Linked DNA regions of Homo sapiens: regions 1 and 3 are each linked to region 2. A link is an interaction called in ENCODE POLR2A ChIA-PET data of the cell type or tissue named here. Cell type or tissue: endothelial cell of umbilical vein. All regions are shown on one strand. Region 1 holds the start of MB (myoglobin). Region 2 has its middle 68 kb from the start of MCM5. Region 3 overlaps RBFOX2 (RNA binding fox-1 homolog 2).

Region 1 (5,000 bases), 150 kb before region 2:
ATGGCCCAAACACTGGCTTATCCTTTCTGAATCTCATCTCCCACAGCTGTAAAGCGGGGTGGTGCTCGCTACCTCACAGAGGTGTTGTAAAGATTAGATGTAATCTTGCCAAGCAGCCACTTTGTAAACTGTATAGTCTTATGCAGATGGAAGGAAGGGCCTGTGCCTACCTTGATCATAGCACTAAACAAACTGTACTGTATTTTCATTCCTCTTAGTTATCTCCCTAAAAAGACTCTGAGTTCCTTGAACACAGGAAGGTGTTTTATTTGATTTTGTTATCCTCAGCATGTAGCAGTGTCTGACACACAGTAGGTGCTCTATCACTGTGAGAGGGATGGATGGATGGGTGGAGTTACAGATGGATAGAAGGATAGATGGAGGGATGGGTGGATGATGGATGGATAGATGGATGGAGGGGGGATGATGAATGGAGGGATAATGAGTGGATGAATGAGGGAATGGGTGGATGGATGGATGGAGGGATGGAGGAACAGATAGATAGATGGAGGGATGGGTGGGTGATGGATGGATAGATGGATGGAGGGAGGGATGATGAATGGAGGGATAATGAATGGATGAATGAGGGGATGGGTGGATGGATGAATGGAGGGATGATGGGTGGATGAATGAATTGAGGGATGGATGGATGAACACATGGATGGATGGATAGATGGATAGATGGAGGAACTGGTGGATTTTGGATGGATGGGTGGATGGATAGATGAATGAATGCCTGGATAGACAAAGAGATGATGGATAGATGAATAGATGAATTAAGGGATGTCGGATAGATGGAGGGATTGATAGATGTTGGATGGATGGGTGGTGGATGGATAGATGAGTGAATGCATGGATAGACAAAGAGATGATGGATGGATGAATTAAGGGATGACAGATGGATGGATGGATGAGTAACTGGATGGACAAGTGGATAAATGGATAGATGGTTGAATACCTGAATGGATTGAAGGAGGATGCATGGATGTAAGATAAGGCTAATCATCCTCCACTCTCTTTCTTTGCAAAACCATCCACCCATTTACTCAATAAACATTTATTCAGTTCAAACTTGGCACAAAGCACCATGTGAGGCCCAAGAGATACGTGGGTTAATAAAACAGAGCTCCTGCCCTCCTGAAAACTGCAAAGAAAGGGGCGTGGCTTCCTGAGTTCAAATCCCAACTCTGCCAGCGACTAGTTGTACATCAGTGATGTTTCCCTACTTTCTCTCAATTAAATAGGGATAATGTCAGTACCTATCACATTGGGAGGTCTTGCGGGGATTAAATGAGTTACCAAATGCCAAGTGTTTGGGACAGGGCCTGGCACCCAGCAAAGTCTCTTGTGAGTGCTGGCTGCTATTATCCTAATGGAGAAGATGGCATGAAAACCAGGAAATAGGATGCCCTTTGGGAAGCAATGCAACAGGAACTTACACAAAGAAAGGAAAGGAGGAAGCAATTAGTGGTGTCTCAAAGGAGTATGTCAAGAAAAACTTTTCAGAGGGAAACCTTTGAGCAGGGTCATGAAAACAGGAGTTCTCTAAGAGATTGTGGACTTGCCTGGGACCACCTGGCTATAAGCACAAAACCATCCGGTTCCTTTCTGTCACTTCTGGCTGGGTGAGGGGTCTCTGGCAAAGGGGCAGAAGGTGCGTGAGAGGTTGCGAATGGCCAGGACTGTCCTGGGGCCAGCCGGGGCACCTGGTGGCCAAGCTTAGAAACATGACAGGTCCTCTTGGGAGGGCTGACCGCAGGGAGCGTTGGGTTTCAGGCTGCTGGCGTCGGCTTCTGTGGTGCCCTTTCTGTCGGCTATGAGAGTCCAGACAGTGCCCAACCTCCTCCCCTTCTTTCCACACGCACAACCACCCCACCCCCTGTGGCCTGAGCTGTCCTGCCTCGCCACAATGGCACCTGCCCTAAAATAGCTTCCCATGTGAGGGCTAGAGAAAGGAAAAGATTAGACCCTCCCTGGATGAGAGAGAGAAAGTGAAGGAGGGCAGGGGAGGGGGACAGCGAGCCATTGAGCGATCTTTGTCAAGCATCCCAGAAGGTATAAAAACGCCCTTGGGACCAGGCAGCCTCAAACCCCAGCTGTTGGGGCCAGGACACCCAGTGAGCCCATACTTGCTCTTTTTGTCTTCTTCAGACTGCGCCATGGGGCTCAGCGACGGGGAATGGCAGTTGGTGCTGAACGTCTGGGGGAAGGTGGAGGCTGACATCCCAGGCCATGGGCAGGAAGTCCTCATCAGGTAAAAGGAAGAGATTCCATTGCCCCTGCCACCCACACCCTAAGATCAAGGGTGTTCAGCTGCAAGGTGGAAAGTTTGCACGTGGGGTAGGTCAGTTGGCTGCATTAGTTAAGGGTGTTAGAACGGTCACTTGCTTTTTCTTTGCTTTTAAGTGTCAGGGATTGGACTCAGGAGAGGGAAAGGAGCCATTTCAGGCTGATGTCAGCAGCTGGAGGAAGCATGAGAATCAAACCTAGGATGCTCAGAGTCCACCAGGAAGAATTTTAGAATTATAGACAGTCAGAGTTAACAAGGGTCCTGAGAGATTTTGTACAGCCACCTCTCTTACAGGATGAGGACAAAAAGGGACTGAGAAGGGGAGGACATTTCCAGAGTCACAGCTCATTAAATGCTCTTAAAGTGTCAAGGTTAAGACATGCTCTTCAAGGGGAGACAGATCTGGTTCTAGACTTGGCTCTGCCACTGAGCCACTGGGTGACCTTTGGGAAAGTACTCAACCTCTCGGAGCCTCAATTTCCTCTCCTGTACAGTGAGGGGATATCCTAATATCTATATCCTAGAGGAGATGTGAGAATTAAATAAAATAATGCATGCAAGAGGCCTGGCATGGTTCCTGGCATATACTGAGTCCTAGAAATGTTAGTAGCTATTACTGATGAAGCCCAGGCTAGGGACCTTTCAAAGCATTGCAATTAGAGAACAGAAGATAGAGGCTCATTAGTGACCTTCGATGTTGAGTATGTCTCTAGTTTGAGAGGTCTGAATGATGTGGTCTGCAAGTATATCCTGCCTTCTACCACAAGGGATTCCAGAATACACCAAAGAAAACAAAATTCTGAGGTTTGTAAATAGAGGGTGGCTGTGGTTTGTACATAGAAGCTCATCTCCTCGTTGCCTTCTATCCCAAAGGTGATACACTCTTCTCTTGGCCCCTTCCCTCACCATTCTGAGCTGGTTCCCTCAGAAGTCTAATAGGTTAAGAATCAACGTTTCTGCCAACGGGAGGAAGGAAGTGGGCGCCGGGGTTGCCACAAGTGAATGGATTGTCTTTGGCACTTTAATTTGCAGATTAATTTCTCCTTATTTGTGAGCCAGAGCCAATTTTCCTCTTCCACTCCGTCGTCCTTTGGGTCTCCCTTGGGCTTTACCCATTTCCAGCTTCCGTCTACCTCGGGAGCATGGCTGGTCCTGGAAGCTCCGTTATCTAAAATTTGAGCCGTTGGTGATCCGTGCTAGAAACACTTGAGGAAGAAGAGTTGAGTTTTCTGTTGACTGTAATGGCATCGTAGTGTGTTTATGTCTTTCTTCTCCTGTCCCTGTCATCTGGCTGCAACAGGCCCTGTTGGATTGCACAAAGTGCTCCCCCGACCAACACACACACACAAATTGACATCAACTCCTGGGCCACAGATATGCCATGTGACCTTGGACAAGTCTCTCCACCTCTGGGCCTTATTTCTCTGCTGGTTGAGCGAAGGGATTGTCTTCCATGGTCTCCGAGATCCCGTCCCACGCTCATGCCCTAGAATTCTCTGAGTCCTTGATGCACTTTTGCCTTTGGCGAGGAGGCAGGACAGTCAGGCGTGGAGGTAGGAGACCAGAGTTTGCAGAGCAGAGGTCTTTCCAAGGTGATTTGGGAGCTGCCAGACCTAAGGCAGTGACTTGTACGTCTTGAAAGAGACTCAGGGTGTTGCATCATCAGGGAGGATCACGGAGGTTTGCCGGGGGCCGGGAGCCAGGGATAAGACATAATGCCTAGGGTTGCTGGTCCCTGAAAGGTCCCAGAGGCCTGGTGCCCTGTCACGTCTTAGGTTGTGGGACATGCAGAGACTGTGCCAGCTGGTTCTGCCCTCTCAGTATTTGGGGTACAGGGAGGATGGCCTCCCTGGGGGCAGGGTGGAGGAGGCTCATGCCCAGGACTGCAAATGCCACCCGTGAGAGTTGGCATCTTGACTTTGTTCTAGATACTGACTCTGGATTTTCTAACTGACCTTGAAAGGTTATGTCTCCAATCTTCTGATTGTAAAAGAGGGCAAATTCCATGAAGCCCAGTCTGTAAAACACTGAGGCCTTCACTGCACGTACACAAACATAAAATTCTAGAACACAGAAGCTGGAAGGTCACTTGGAGATTCTGGCTCCAGGAGTGGGGCTTCGGAAGGGAGGGGGCTGCTGAGTGGGCTCCACACCCCTGTTTTTCCTTTCTTTACTCAAACCTTTTTTGTTTTATTTACTTTGGCTGTTTTGGGGAGCGGGGGGAACAAAGGATTTCAAGGTCATAAAATGTTTGAAAATCACCAGTGGTGGTCACTACTTCTCATTACAGGGAGGAACTGGGCCTGAGAGTCTCCACCGGTTAATGGCAGCCACAGGCAGGACCAAAAATTCCTGGGTGATGGTGATGATAATGATAATGATAATGATAATGGTAGAGATGATGAGGAGGAGAAAGACAGCAACCATTTATTCAGCACATACTGATTGCTGGGCTCTGTTTAAGTGTTTCACTCACTGAAGCCTGACAACAATCTTATGAGGTAGATATGATTATGATCACCACATTTAACAGAGAGGTTAAGTAACTTACGCCAAGTCACACAGCAAGTAAGAAAGGAGCTGGAATTCAAATTCAGGCAGCTTGGATCCAGAATCCTTGCTCCTTTTTTTTTTTTTTGAGATGGAGTCTTGCTGGGATTACAGGTGCATGCCACCATGCCTGGCTAATTTTTGTATTTTTAGTAGAGAC
Region 2 (5,000 bases):
CTTGCCCAGAGTCACTCACCCAGGAAGTGGCAGAAACAGGATGAAACGTAGATTTATTTGACTCTGAAGCTAAGGCTCCCACAGTTTGTTTGTCTCTGTCCTTGGGGCTGTGTCCTCTTCCAGTTCCGCAGCCGAGGGGCTGAGTGCAGGAGTTGTTGCCTCCTCCCCAGGCACCAGTGTCCAGATGGTTTGCAAACTGCTTGCCCCTCCGTCTCTCCTCTTCATCCTGGGGCCATGAGGAGCTGCCACAGGGCTTTTAAGAAGGGACTGACGGCTGGGCACGGTGGGTCACACCTGTAATCCCAGCATTTTGGGAGACCGAGGTGGGTGGATCACGATGTCAGGAGTTCGAGACCAGCCTGGCCAATATGGCGAAACCTCGTCTCTACTGAAAATACAAAAATTAGCTGGGTGTGGTGGCACGTGCCTGTAGTCCCAGCTACTCGGGAGGCTGAGGCAGAAGAATCGCTTGAACCCGGGAGGCGGAGGTTGCAGTGAGCCGAGATCATGCCACTGCACTCCAGCCTGGGCAAGACTCTGTCTCAAAAAAAAAAAAAAAAAAAGGAGAATGACATGGCACTAGTGACTTATTTCTCTGGGTTAAGCATGGCCCTCTCCAGCTCTCTTGCTTAAAAGACAAGGTGCTGATGCAGGGAAGTCTAACAACCCTACCCTCAGGCACAAGCATGTATCTTGTTGGGCTCCTCGAGTAGAGGAAGGATGAGGGACATGTCCCAGGGAAGGCCCCCAGGTCAGCCTCACTGGCTTCTCCAGGAGGTCAAGGGCTGGCAGAGGCCCTGCCCATCCCTCTGCCTTTACACTGACCTCCCCGCTCTGTCTTCTGCTGCTGTCACCCATGCCTTGGGCAGACCACACAGCCAGCCTGGCTACCCTGAGTCCATTCCCCTGACTTCACCTGAACAGCGGACAGCAGGAGTTGAACCTCTGAGCCTTGGATTCAGGACCGTCTGGGTTCAACTTCTGTCTCCCCCAGCTGTAGACAGGTGACCCTGGGGAGTTATTTATTCTCTCTAAACCTCAGTTTGTTTATCTGTAAAATGTGGGTAATGACACTTTACTATACAGACTTCTCGAGAGAATCAAATAAGACAAAAATATAATTGACAGAGCACCATGCTAGAGCAGAAAACTCTATAAACATCACTCTTATTTCTATTGTTGAAATTGTCCAGCAATGGTATCTGTGGAACATAAGGCTCAGAGAGGGGACATGAATTGCCCAGCACCATACAGCCAGTTGATGGCACAGCTGGAATCAGAATGTGAGTTTTTTTTCCCACTTAATAATAATAACAATAAAAATAACATTAATGGGGGCCATGTGCGGTGGCTCATGCCTGTAATCCCAGCACTTTGGGAGGCCAAGGTGGGTGGATCACCTGAGGTCAGGAGTTTGAGACCAGCCTGGCCAACATGGTGAAATCCCATCTCTACTAAAAATACAAAAATTAGCCCAGCATGATGGCGGGTGCCTGTAATCCCAGCTACTCGGGAGGCTGAGTCTGGAGAACTGCTTGAGTCTGAGAGGCAGAGGTTGCAGTGAGCCAAGATTGCGCCACTGCACTCCAGCCTGGGCGACAAAGCCAAACTCTGTCTCAAAAACAAAACAAAACAAATCATGCTGGGCGTGGTGGCTCACGCTTGTAATCCCAGCACTCTGGGAAACTGAGGTGGGTGGAGCATGAGGTCAGGAGATGGAGACCATCCTGGCTAACATGGTGAAACTCCATCTCTACTAAAAATACAAAAAATTAGCCGGGCATGGTGGCAGGCACCTGTAATTCCAGCTACTCGGGAGGCTGAGGCAGGAGAATAGCTTGAACCTGGAAGGCAGAGGTTGCAGTGAGCCAAGATTGTGCCACTGCACTCTAGCCTGGGTGACAAAGTGAGACTGTGTCTCAAAAAAAAAAAAAAAAAAAAAAAACACCACACACACACAAACAAAAACAAAACAACCGAAACAAAATAACATTAATGCCAGCTAACACTTACCAAGGGACATTCTACGTGTTTTAAGTGTGTTTTTTCATTTAATCCTTACGACTCTCTGAGATAGGTATTAGTCTTATTATAGCCATTTCATATATGAGAAAACTGAGGCACACTAAATAATTTTCCCAAAGCCACAGAGCCTCAGTGGTAAGCCCAGGATTTGAACCCAGGGAGTTCTGGCCCCAGAGTCCAGCAAGTGCTTGTTGCACATGCAACCAATTCACTAGTACATTTCCCCTGAAGACGCAAAGATGACTCTGGCAGTGTTCAGGCTCCAGACAGTGGTCTCAGACCAACCTAGCAGAGCTCATCAAAGCACACTGTGATGAGGAGGTGTCTTATCATCTCCTGCCTTCCTCATGAAAAAAAAAAAAAATGGAGTTCGCTGGGCCGTTCCAGGGCCCAGTGTCAGGCAGGACACTGGTTTCCTGAGCCTGGCATTGTGGCCCAGCACCCCAGGGCCATGCCTGGCTCTGCAGTTTCGTTTGGTGCCTACATGGAAGCTGGCCCAGGCCATGGCTCCTGTGAAAGCTGCAGGCCCGGGCATTCCCCGCAGGCAGCTGGAGAGCTGGCTGTCCAAGACAAAGGCAGCCTCTAAAGGTCAGAAGCTGCTCTGGGGCCTGGGATCTTTGCTTCCTGCTCCCAGCACAGCCTGTCCTCAGCCTGCAGGCTCCTCCTCCCAGTGCTCTCAGCCAGAAGGAAGGAGCAGGCAGATGGCACAGCCCCAGCCCTGCCTACAGCCCCCAGACGCGGAGCCCGACCCTGCCCTCCTTCTGCCAGGGGAAGGAAGTCCACTTCTTAAGCCTGGCATCCAGGGATGCTGAGGGGCTGAGATTAGAGAATTTCGGGGGGGTGATGGAACTGCTCCGTGTCTTGATTGTGGCAGTGTTTGCGTGACTTTGTTTTTCAAAACTTGTAAAACTGTGCACTGAAAAGAGGCAAATCACACCTCAAAAAAACCTAAAAGTCATATTTATAAATATAAATAAGCATAAGACTTGAAAAAAAGGAGATGGGGAAACTCTCCAGGACGTTGTTCTGGGCGGATTTCTTGAAAAATACCTCACAAGCACAGGCAACCAAAGCAAAAATGGACAAATGGGATCCCATCAAGTTAAAAAGCTTCTGCACAGCAAAGGAAACAATCAGCAAGGCGAAGAGACAGCCCACAGAAGGGGAGAAAATATTTGCAAACTATACATCTGACAAGGGATTAATAATCGAATAGATAAGGAACTCAAACAACCCTATAGGAAAAATCCTAATAACCCAGTTTTAAAATGGGCAAAAGGCTGGGCACAGTGGCTCACGCCTGTAATCCTAGCACTTTGGGAGGCCAAGGCGGGCAGAACACAAGGGCAGGAGATAGAGGCCACCCTGGCCAACACGGTGAAACCCTGTCTCTCCTAAAAATACAAAAATTAGCTGGGCATGGTGGCGCACGCCTGTAATCCCAGCTACTTGGGAGGCTGAGGCAGGAGAGTCGCTTGAACCAGGGAGTTGGAGGTTGCAGTGAGCCGAGATCGTGCCACTGCACTCCAGCCTGGCGACAGAGGGAGACTCCGTCTCAAAAAAAAAAAAAAAAAAAAAGAATGAAATCCTGTCATTTGCAACAACATGGATGAAACTGGAGGTCATTATGTTAAGTGAAGCAAGCCGGGCACAGAAAGACGAACTTCACATGTTCTCACTTATTTGTGGGAGCTAAAAATTAAAACAATTGAACCATGGAGATAGAGAGTAGAATGATGGTTATACGCTGGGAAGGGTAGTTGGGGGGCAGGGGAAAGTAGGGATGGTTAATGGGTCCAAAAATATAGTAGAAAGAATGAATAAGGCCAGGCATGGTGGCTCACACCTATAATAGCAACACTTTGGGAGGCTGAGGCAGGAGGAATTTGTGAACCCAGGAGTTCAACACCAGCCTGGGAAACATAGTAAGACCCTGTCTCTGTAAAAAATAAACAAAATTAGCCGGACATGGTGGTGCACACCTATAGTCCCAGCTACTTGGGAGGCTGAAGTGGGAGGATTGCTTGGGCCCAGGAGGTCAAGGCTGCAGTGAGCCATGATCACAGCACTGTACTCCAGCCTACGTGACAGAACAAGACCCTGTCTCAGAAAAAAAGGAATGAATAAGATCTAGTATTTGATAGCACAGCAGGGTAATTATAGCCAATAATAATTTAATTGTACATTTCAAAATAACTAACAGTATAATTGGGTTGTTTGTAACACAAAGGATAAATGCTTGAGGTAATGGATATCTCATCTACCCAGTAAATATATACACCTACTATGTACCCATAAAAATTTTTTAATTTTTTTCAATAAATAATTTAAAAAGAAAGAGCGGCCAGATGGATGGCTCATGCCTGTAATCCCAGCACTTTGGGAAGCCGAGGCAGGAGGATCACTTGAGCCCAGAAGTTTGAGACCAGCCTGGGAAACATAGCAAGAACTTGTCCCTATAAAAATAAATATATTTTTAAATTAGCCAGGCATGACTTTGGGAGGCTGAGATGGATGGATCACTTGAGGTTGGGAGTTTGAGACCAGCCTGGCCAACACAGTGAAACCTCATCTCTACAAAAAATACAAAAATTAACCTGGCATGGTGGTGTGCGCCTGTAATCCTCAGCTACTTGGGAGGCTGAGGCAGAAGAATCACTTGAACCCGGGAGGTGGAGGTTGCAGTGAGCTGAGATCGCGCCACTGCACTCCAGCCTGGACATCAGAGCGAGACTCCATCTCAAAAACAAACAAACAAAAAAACTAGCCAGATGTGGTGGCACATGTCTGTAGGCCCAGCTACTGGAATCTGTAGTCCTAGGATCACTTGAGCCCAGGAGTTCAAGGTCGCAGTGAGCTACGATGGTCCCACTGCACTCTACCCTGGGCAACAGAGCAAGACCTTGTCTCAAATAAATAAATAAAAATAAAAGGAGAAAGACCTAACACACTGAGGAGGCCGAGAGGAGCCCTGG
Region 3 (5,000 bases), 440 kb before region 2:
TGTGATTTTTTTTCTTTTGTTTTTTGAAGCCTGGGTAAGTCATTAGATTATACATTTCTTAGGGATAGAGAACTCACTTTTATAAAATGTATGATTATTGTATTTTGAATAAATAACATTTACATAAGTTAATATTTTAAAAGTAGAAAATGGTCATATCGTGAAAAGTTGCTCTCCCATTCCTGTCTTGAGTTCCCAGTGTCTTTCCCCTACAGGCACTGGGTGTTTTTTACTTCTTGTGTATAATTCCTCCTTTGATCTTTTCCTCCCATTTAAAAAACCACTGGTTTTAAAACCATTGCTAAACCTTTCTTTTTTCCACTTAATGACATATGCGGTATGCATGGCTTAATGATAAGGATACTTTTTGAGAAATGTGTCATTAGGTGACTTCATTGTGAAAACATCATAGAATGTACTTACACAAACCTAGATATATACCTGACTATATATTATATATGGTACAGCCTAATGCCTTTAGGCTGCAAACCAGTACAGCATGTTACTCTACTGATTACTGTAGGCAATTGTAACACAATGGCAAATATTTTCATATTTAAACATATCTAAGCATGGACAAGGCACAGTAAAAACATGGCATTATCATCTTACGGGACCACCATGACATATGTGTTCCATCATTGACTGAAACATTGCTATGCAGTGCATGACTCTATTAGAGTATTTCATAATGGTATTTTAAGAGCTTCCTCATCCCCCTCCCCCAAGGCTATACTGTTCAGTGTTTCACTGTATGGATAAGCCATAATTCATTAAACAGGAGAGTCATGTCTTACTTACATATCTATACCTGCTCTGTAAACGCATTCATTCATATTCAAGGGACTGAACTCTTGAATTTGTGCAGAATATTTCTCTTCTTCATGGCTGAGTATCCTAACCAGCTGAGAGGATTTTCCCTTCTTTAAAGACCAAGGTATTTAAGATTCAGTCATTTCAGAAATAAATCCTTCTAAATTGTGTTGTATAACTATAAAATTTATTTCTTCTTAACAGTAAAATAGTGGGCATTTTTAAATGGTTTTAACACAGGTATCAGCATCAGTATTGTTTAGGAATATAAAAGAGTAATATTTCAGGAGCTTTTGCTGGTTTTGCCTTACTAAGTGGCACCATTTTGACATATATCATCTATCTATTTTACCTGCTTTTTAGATTTTTTTTCTCTTCATCTTTCTTGTTTCCTATGTTGGCTGCCTCTAACATAATATTCCTTTTTCCTCTGGTACTTATTCCCCACTGCTTCCCAGTTCCTTTTCTTAATTTGCTTTGTAAATTTTTGGTGGACAATTAGCCAGATAACCAGGACAGAAATATTCCTAAAATAAAAATAAATAGATTCAGAGAGAAGGTCTGATGGAGTTTTCCTGCCGATGAAAATTTTGGAATGAATGTTTTGGAATTCTGGATACCTAGAGGGCCTTTTTGCTTCCTGGTTATTACCGTGTTCTAGGACAGCTCTGTCTAATAGACCTTTCTGTGATGATAGAAATGTTTTATGTCTGCCCTATCCATTATGATAGCCACTATCCTCACGTGGCTCTTGAGCACTTGACATGTGGCTAGTATTAAGTAACTGAAATTTTAATTTTAATTAAGTTAAATTCACATAACCACATATGACAGCTGGCTGCGTGTTAGACGACGTAGTTCTAGACTCTAGTTAACTAACTTATATACAGCAAGCTTGATTAGAGGAGAGCTTGAACTGGGATGCTATTATTGTGCTGAGAAGAATAAATTTATAGTTTTGGAAGGGAGACAATTTGGAATGTAGATTATCAGATTAGCTTAAAGTAAATGATTAAATTGGAACTGCCTTTTCATATTGACGTTATGATTATTTCACAGTGTAGCATTTTAAAGCCATTGTTACCAGCATTTATTTGTGGTTTGTATCTGTGGCAAAGCTGTGAGTCCTTTTGGTAACTAGGGTGAAATTAGTAGCACTCTAACTTTATTTATAGGACTTGGTTAGACAGTTGCCTGAGTGCCAGAAACTCCTGCAAATAACTTTGACCTTCCCTAACAAAAAGTCAAAGGATAAAGCGTTTCATAGTAGAAGATTTCAGTTGTATCTGACATACACAAAACATTACTTTCTAATGGAGAAATCTGTAACCAAAAAAAGCATAAATAATTAAAGATTTTGGTAACTGCTAGGAAGAACATAAACAGGGCACAGTAACAGAGAGTACGGGCTTGTGGGGAAAGACCTCCAACTAGATAGAGGAGTCTGGAGAGTTTTATTTGAGGAAGTGATATTTAAGCTGAGTTCTAAAAGATAAGAAGGAGCCTGGCTTGCAAAGAATGAAGGTGGAACGAGGAGGGATTTCAGAAAGAGGGAATTAAGGGGTATGGGGGAGAGGAATTGACACAAAATCAGTGTCTTTAGAATAGTGATTGAGAGGAGATATGGTATGAAGTGAGGTTGGAGAAGTGGGCACATAGCAGGTCATATAGGACCTTAAAGACCATCATAAGGAGTTTGGAAAGAAAAATGTAATGTGATGCCGTGGAAGTAGGAGAGTGATAAGATCTGGTGTTTGTTTTACAGAGTTTCTCTGGCTGCTGTGTGATGGTGTTTTGGAAGGGAGCAACAATGGAAATGGGGAAACTAGTGTGATATTCAGGAAAGAGATGATGGTGGCTTGGGTTAAGGTGGTTTAAGGCAGTGGAGGTCAAGTGAAGTCACACACACAGAAGTTGCTGTAGGTTGGATGTGAGGGATGAGGGGTGAAGGAAGGGTTTCTGGCTTTCATAATTGTCAGGTAGTACCAGGGGACTTCAAGGGTGGTGATGGTGGAGAATTAAGGACCCAATTTTGGGCATGTTGAGTTTGACATGCTTGTGTGACAGCTAAGTAGTCATATTGGAGCATGGGGAGAGGTCTCTGCTAGGGGTGTAACTTGGTAGTTATTAACATGTTGATGGTATTTGAAGTGATGGGAATGGATGAGACAACTTAGAGAAGATGACTCAGGATTGAACCCCAAGGAACACTTGCCTTTTAGAGGTCTGTCGAGGGAGAAGCCATAAAAAGATACTGAAACAGTAACCAGTGATGCATGAAAAAACAAAAAAAATGGCATTGTAGTATCTCAGAAGCCAGAAGAAGAGAATGTTTTAAGAAGATTGTCAGCTTTGTTGAATCCTGCTAAGAGGTCAGATAAATGTGGAAGTAGTAGACCTTGATAAGTTGATTTAATGGAGTGGAGGGCTTGGAAACTTTGTTTTGAGTAGATTGAAGAAAATGAGAAGTGAAGAAATTGAGACAGATATAGACAACAACTTTTTCAAGATAATTTACCCTGAAGTGGTGAGCAGGGAAATAGCAGGTAGCTGGAGGGAGATGAGGGGTCAAAGGAGAACTTTAAAAAAATTAGGGTTCATTTAATCATTTACTTATTATAGAACATTAGATTTAGTGGTAAGAAGATACTGTCTGAATGCTTCTCATTTAAAATGACATAGAAAATTAGCTAAGAGGTTGTGTGTAGTGGCTCATGGCTGTAATCCCTGCATTTTGGGAGGCTGGGGCAGGAAGATTGCTTGAACCCAGGAATTCAAGACTAGTCTGGGCAACATAGTGAGACCCGCCCCTTCTCTAAATTTTTTTTTTTTTTTTTTAATTAGCTGGGCGTGGTGGCATGTGCATGTAGTTCCAGCCACTTGGGAGGCTGAGGTGGGAGAATAGTTTGAGCCCGGGAGGTCAAGGCTGCAGTGAGCCATGATCGCACCACTGCACTCCAGCCTGGGCGACAGAGTGAGATCCTGTCTCAAAACAAACAGACAAAAAGTAAAATAAGAAAATTAGCTGAGAGTAGGTAGTGAAGAGTGAATGAGGGAGGTTTGAGGAGAAGCAAGAAATAGTCATTTTGGGGAGTAGGAAAGCTTTCAAGGGCAGCTTTGGTGGATTGCTTGGCATCGTTGAGTGTCCATTTGAGGTTTGTGATCATGAATATATAGTGAAGTCAGTCAGCTTGGTTATGTGATTTTTCTTCAGCAACATTCAGCTGATTGGGCATAGGCACTAGAAAAGGCAGACAATTGGATTTAACCAGGATTGGAGTTGTGTCAGGTGGCAGTGATGGAGAGGACAAATGATTGAGGGTATTTGCAAGGGAGAGATTGTAATTATGGAACACGGCATCAAAATTGGACAAAGAGGGTGCAGAACCGGAGTGGGTAGATAATGGAAAAGTGGTTGGGATGGGAGGACTTCATGACGTCAAAAATTGTAGGGAGGGGATACCAGAGAAAGCTAGTTAGAAGTAAGGGAAGTTCTTTGAGAGTATAATTGAAACGTAATAAGGAAAGATGGGTCTTTTAAGATGATGCAGCTTTTCTTCTCTTTTTTTTTTGAGACAGAGTCTCACTCTGTCGCCCAGGCTGGAGTGCAGTGGTGCATTCTCAGCTGACTGCAACCTCTGCCTCTAGGGTTCAAGCGATTCTCCTGCCTCAGCCTCCTGAGTAGCTGAGACTACAGATGCACCACCACACCTGGCTAATTTTTGTATTTTCAGCAGAGATGGGGTTTCACCATGTTGGCCAGGCTGGTCTTGAACTCCTGAACTCAAGTGATCCGCCTGCCTCAGCCTCCCAAATTGCTGGGATTATAGGTGTGAGTCACCGCGCCCAGCCAAGATAATGCAGTCTTCTGTTTTAGGGGTGGTAGCTCTGGGTTTCCTAATAACTGGGAGTAAGAGCTCTAACAAATCACTTAATTGCCTTTCCCAAGAGGCTAGCTTTGAGATGGACCGCTTTCTCCATGTATATATACATCTAGAGCTTAGTTTAGACATCATAGAAGGTAACCACCATTCACAGAAGTTTCTGGGTCTATTCTCTGAATGACATCAGTAGTAGCAGTGTTTTGGCCAGTGCACAAGTACAGTATGTGTACACCAACTCCCAAACCCTATCTCTGTCGTTTGTTGTTGTTTTTTACTTTTTTCTTGAGATGAGAGTTTTACTAT

Evidence for each region. Peaks named below come from ENCODE experiments on the same cell type or tissue, not always from the same donor. Only the 100,000 strongest peaks of a DNase experiment are listed, where the experiment ranks them.
Region 1: POLR2A ChIA-PET joins it to region 2 with 5 read pairs; 4 of 35 experiments call an interaction of 5 or more read pairs at or near these places.
Region 3: POLR2A ChIA-PET joins it to region 2 with 6 read pairs; 1 of 35 experiments calls an interaction of 5 or more read pairs at or near these places.

What each region holds. Positions count from the first base shown.
Region 1 is chr22:35,614,417-35,619,416 of GRCh38, reverse strand. It overlaps MB (myoglobin), which reads left to right and starts at 2,088. Exons shown (of 3, transcript NM_005368.3): 1 at 2,088-2,254. The coding sequence starts at 2,160. In endothelial cell of umbilical vein, no CTCF peak of the experiment used is centred here; no DNase peak of the experiment used is centred here; H3K27me3 peaks cover 827 bases.
Region 2 is chr22:35,465,571-35,470,570 of GRCh38, reverse strand. No RefSeq gene overlaps it. Among named protein-coding and RNA genes, the nearest start is that of MCM5, 68 kb to the right of the region's middle. In endothelial cell of umbilical vein, no CTCF peak of the experiment used is centred here; a DNase peak (open chromatin) is centred at 2,640; H3K27ac peaks cover 1,191 bases.
Region 3 is chr22:35,901,465-35,906,464 of GRCh38, reverse strand. The region is part of intron 2 of RBFOX2 (RNA binding fox-1 homolog 2); the gene reads left to right. Among named protein-coding and RNA genes, the nearest start is that of RBFOX2, 120 kb to the left of the region's middle. In endothelial cell of umbilical vein, no CTCF peak of the experiment used is centred here; a DNase peak (open chromatin) is centred at 2,594.